Linked DNA regions of Homo sapiens: region 2 is linked to region 1. A link is an interaction called in ENCODE POLR2A ChIA-PET data of the cell type or tissue named here. Cell type or tissue: GM12878. All regions are shown on one strand.

Region 1 (2,500 bases):
GTAAGAGTCCTGCGGTGCTGAGGAAACAGGAAGTACGGGGGCTGGGCAAGGATGGCCCTGGAGGAAGCCAGGCCCCATCTCCCCTGATTTAGGGGATTGAGGAGGGCCCTTCCCTGTGTCAGAAAATCCTGTTAGGCCTGAGCTAAGACAAATGGTCAGACTCAGAATCCCCAGACTGGGGGCTAGAAGATGAGGAAAGATAGCTGTGCTTCTTCCAGGGTGTGCTGGGGTAGGCCTGGGTCCTCAGGCCATGCCCTGCTTTAGGGGGCTGGAGGCTATAAGCAACCTCCCAGACAAGCCAAACCTGAGATGAGGAGGCCAATAAGGGTTTTCTGGACAGGGGAGACGCACCTCCAGGAATTGAGTGCCCAGAAAGACCAAGAGGCTTTCTAGGGGGTGGGACTGCTTGGGCAAAGTCTTGGGGGCTAGTGGGCGGGGTACTGGACACTGTGACTTGAGTGGTACCCCCTTCGCTGAGGCCTGTGGTTTTGGCCACCACTTTTCTTTGACAGCTGGGCTTCCTGTATACCCTCATCCCAGTGTCTTCCTCCCTCAGGACTCGCCACACTCACCCACCCTCCTTCTCATTTTTCAGCACAAGGCCAATCAGCCCCCCCACGGTGTCCCCCAACTCTCTCTCTACGAACATTTCAACAGCCCACATCCCACCCCTGCACCTGCGGACATCAGCCAGAAGCAAGGTACAAGCCTGGGATGGGGAGGGGCCCAGTGAAACCAGAGCCTAAGGGCCAAGACCCCAGCTTCTGAGACCAGGTAGCTGGGTCCATTTTATAACTGGAGAACCTGGGGCTGTGCAAACTAAGGGCCCAAAGAAAATACCAGAAAGATGGACTGGGGGTATAAGGGCATCAGAAAACTGGAAAAGGTGGTGCTAGGTCAAAATGTGAAGGCTTCAGGTTGAAGCCTAAATCCCATGGGTGACCCCGCTGCCAGTATGGCAGCATTGCTGAGAACTGTAAAACTGTAGCCTTTCCTCCTCTCAGTGAGAAAATGGAAAGTGGTGGTTGTGATGGCTGATTCACCTCAGCCTCAGGCAAAGTCATTCTGAAATCCCTCATTGTCAGCTGTGGGAAACCTGCTGACTCAACCCTGGGGGGCAGGTGGAGCCTTGGCTCCCCAGGCTGGGCTCCCCTAGACCAGGGGCCTGCCTCCTGCCCAGAAAGCTAGGCTGGAGTCCCCCGAGCAGAGATGCCCCAATGCCTCCATGCCTGAGTGACTTCAGCTCTGCCTACTGGCCCCCTAATGTCTTAGGCAAGTCACCCCAGCCCTCTGCCCTGGGTTCCCTTGTCTGTCAAAGGGGCACTATTATCACACTGGGATCCTCCTGAATAAACTAGTTTATGTCTGGTCCTCTAGCAAAGCTGGTGGGATCTTAAGGCCCCTGTAGGAGGTTCTAGGATGCAGTAACTGCTGATATGGCCTGCCAGGTCAGGCTAGCCCACTCACTCAGCTTCTCTCCTCTGCAGTTCACAGGCCTCTGCAGACCCCTGACCTCTCTGGCTTCTACTCCCTGACCTCAGGCAGCATGGGGCAGCTCCCCCACACTGTGAGCTGGTGAGTGTGGGCCCAATGGGAAAGGGGTACCGTGTGCTGGTCAGACCAAGACCTGCCTGCCCTTCCATTTCCTCCTCCATCCCTCTTGGCTGGCCACCCTGCTGCCAGCTCTGTTTAGATGCCAGGGGCTGGCCAGCAACTCTGTCCTAACCTGGCTCTGAGCTAGGGGTCCTCATGTACCCCGGCCTGCATTCCCCAGGGAGCCTGACATACTCCCTTTGGAGAGGCAGGAGAGCTGGTCCCTGGTCCCAGCCCTGTCTCCCTCAGTGTCCAAGAGATCCCCTTAGATGGGAGAACTCTGGGCTGCTAAGGGACCTCCAGGGCCATATGAGTAACTGAGGAAGAAAGGTGGGCCCGAGCAGGGAGGGGACAGCATGAGTGGCTACCAGAGAGGCTGCTGCTTCTCAGCTCACTGGCCTCAGTGCCTACTGCTTTTGGTCCTTTCCTTGGCTGAGCTGCTTGAGGGGCAGTGTCCCTCCCTGCCCCTGTGGTGCCTGCTTAAGCCCAAGCCTCTGACCAGCCTGCTTGGAGATTCTTAAGGCTGGACCAGGAAAAGGAAGCCTGGCCCCCTAAGCCAGTAGGCCTGACTATGGGCCAAAGGGCCTGTCCTCAGCTGGAGTTGGGCCTTGGCAGGCTACTTGGCCCTTTACTCATCAACGATAGTTTGAGCTGCGCAGGTCTCTAGCCTATTTCAGAGAGCTGGGCTGTGGCAGTCACCCAACAGCAGGAAAACTTGGCTCCCCAAGGAGATCGGGCAGGCCAGAGGCCCAACCTGTGGCCCACTTGCCCTTTACCCATGGTCAGCACCCTCCTCCGTTCCAGCTTCTCCTTGGACAATCCATTCTGAATACAAATTAAGACTACTCCCATGAATACCCCTAGGATCAAAGCGTGGCAAGATGCTCAAGAGCCCAGCCTTACTGGA
Region 2 (2,500 bases), 740 kb after region 1:
TTGAGCCACCGTGCCTGGCCTTAGTAATTTTTAAATGCATATGCAGTAGATGTTATCATGCTCATTTTATAGAAGTAACTTAAGACTCAGAGCCAATAAGTCCTTTGACAAGGTCATACAGCCAGAAGTTGAGGAGCCTTGATTCAAGCCCATGTCTGCCTGACTTCAGAGCCCAACCTCTGCATTTTCACTATACTTAACTGCTAGCCTCACAGAGGGGATGGCATGGGTTGGATATCTTCTGTTTCAGCCCCTCCACCGTGCTCTGTGCCCTGTGTGGCTGTCCTGTGTGGAATAAATACCAGCTGTCCTACCGTCTTGCTTCCATTGTGTTGGAATGAGGGGAGAGTGAGGTCAGGGTATTGATTCTCTCCGCTCCCTCCCTGAGAAGTTATTGAAGGCTGGCTTTGCCCCCGGTGGAAAGCATTGAATTCTAGAAAGCTGCCCTCTGTGTTACCCTTGATGTTTCAAGGTTCTGTGACTACTTCTCTCTCCAGACTCTTAAGGTCTATGAGTGGTAACTGGCTCCTCCTCTACTGTTACTGGCCTTGGAATTCCTTACCATTGCTTTTCATTTCTCTGCACCCAGCCTACACATTAGTGGTCCCTTCATTAAACTCTCCTCAACTTGCCCAAGTTAAATGTGCTGTTTCCTGGCAGAACCCTGGCTGATTCAGGGTTCAGCTTGGGTCTTTGGTCATCATGGCCAGGCCATGAATGGGGTGAAGACAGAAGAAACTTCACCAGCTGATTTCTTCTCAGAGTAGCTGAAAATCTGAGGTGTTTTTTTTTTTTTTTTTTCTGCAGAGGATGCCACTGGCAGATTATGCTGGCCTCAGGTGCTGAGGCCCTGAGAGACTAAGCAACCTGGAGGTAGCAATGCTATCCAGGTGTCTAGGAATGGAAGCAAACTCCTGGCTTCAATACCCCTATGCCACTCTTCCCTAGGCAGTCAGCTAGCAAATTCTTACTGAGCACTCATCATATGCTAAACACTGTGCTGAGCACTGGGGATCCAGTGGTGAGTTAGAGCAGCAGGCCTTTGGGGAAGGCAGCCACTAAATAACTACAAATTACTAAGAAAATTGCAAGACTGAGAAATGCATCAAGGAGAGTCCCAGGGCGTTTTTGGGAACTGTAATGGGAGACCTCCCACCCTGGTCTGAGGGTCAGGGAATGTGTCCTTACAGAGGTGACATTTAGGGTGAGATCTGAATGAGGAGGATGAAGGATTTGGCAGGAGGAAGCTTCCCAGCAGAGAAACAGCCCTCAGGAAGGCTCTAAGGCAGGTGGGGATAGGAGGAGTGTAAATGATCAGGGACTAGAGGGATCTGATGGCCACAGGTGAGAGTGCAGACAGAGGCCACATTGGGGCCTGGTAGCTCTGCTACAGAATGCAGATGCATTCACAGGGTAGGGGAAGCCACTGAAAGAGTTTTAGCAGGGGAGTGACATGATCAGATATGCCTTTTATCTTTCAGTTTCACTTGTATTGCTGTGAAGGTCAGGGTCTGGAGGGGGGATAGCAGGCTGACCAGGGAGACCAGTTTAGGTGGCTACAGTAGTTGCCCAGACAAGAATTGGCTGTGGCCTTTGCTGAGAAGTGTTAGTTGGGATGGGGAAAGTAGATGGATTGTGAATGTGTTTAGCAGGTGAAATTTTTTTTTTTCTTTTTGAGAAGGAGTCTTGCTCTTGTCACCCAGGCTGGAGTGCAGTGGCACCATCTTGGCTCACTGCAACCTCCACCTCCTGGGTTCAAATGATTCTCCTGCCTCAGCCTCCCGAGTAGCTGGGATTACAGGCATGCGCCACCATGCCTGGCTAATTTTTTTTTTTTTTTTTGAGATGGAGTTTTGCTCTTGTTGCTCAGGCTGGAGCAATGGTGCGATCTTGGCTCATTGCAACCTCTGCCTCCCGGGTTCAAGCGATTCTCTTGTCTCAGCTTCCTGAGTAGCTGGGATTACAGGCACCCGTCACTACACCCCGGCTAATTTTTGGTATTTTTAGTAGAGATGGGGTTTCGCCATGTTGGCCAGGCTGGTCTCGAACTCCTGACCTCAGGTGATCTGCCCGCCTTGACCTCCCAAAGTGCTGGGATTACAGGCGTGAGCCACTGCGCCTGGCCTAATTTTTGTATTTTTTAGTAGAGATGGGGTTTCACCATGTTGGCCAGGCTGGTCTTGAATTCCTGACCTCAAGTAATCTGCCTGCCTTGGCCTCCCAAAGTGTTAGGATTACAGGTATGAACCAGCAAGCCCAGTGTGCAGGTTAATTAATAGAACTTAGTTATTGTGCCTTTCCATCTCTTTGAATTGTAAACACCACTCATCATAATCATCATCATCACCACAGCCATTTATGGAGTGTTTAACCTGTGGCAGGGACCATACACATCTTTTCTCATTTAATCTTCACAGTAGCCTCATAATTTTCTACATTTTGGTGGTATTGTCTCCATTTGCTAAATGAGCACACAGTATTGCCTATGGAAAGTATGGAT

The links. ChIA-PET counts read pairs that join two places held together with the same protein. Peaks named below come from ENCODE experiments on the same cell type or tissue, not always from the same donor. Only the 100,000 strongest peaks of a DNase experiment are listed, where the experiment ranks them.
Region 2: POLR2A ChIA-PET joins it to region 1 with 5 read pairs; 4 of 35 experiments call an interaction of 5 or more read pairs at or near these places.

The regions. Positions count from the first base shown.
Region 1 is chr5:134,137,464-134,139,963 of GRCh38, forward strand. It overlaps TCF7 (transcription factor 7), which reads left to right. Exons shown (of 10, transcript NM_003202.5): 4 at 596-701; 5 at 1,488-1,575. Among named protein-coding and RNA genes, the nearest start is that of TCF7, 24 kb to the left of the region's middle. RefSeq lists enhancers at 778-847, 858-1,027, 1,198-1,307, 1,899-2,500. In GM12878, no CTCF peak of the experiment used is centred here; a DNase peak (open chromatin) is centred at 1,048; H3K27ac peaks cover 2,500 bases.
Region 2 is chr5:134,875,950-134,878,449 of GRCh38, forward strand. All of the region lies in intron 1 of TXNDC15 (thioredoxin domain containing 15), which reads left to right. Among named protein-coding and RNA genes, the nearest start is that of TXNDC15, 2.8 kb to the left of the region's middle. RefSeq lists an enhancer at 1,468-1,527. In GM12878, no CTCF peak of the experiment used is centred here; a DNase peak (open chromatin) is centred at 1,476; H3K4me3 peaks cover 1,592 bases; H3K27ac peaks cover 983 bases.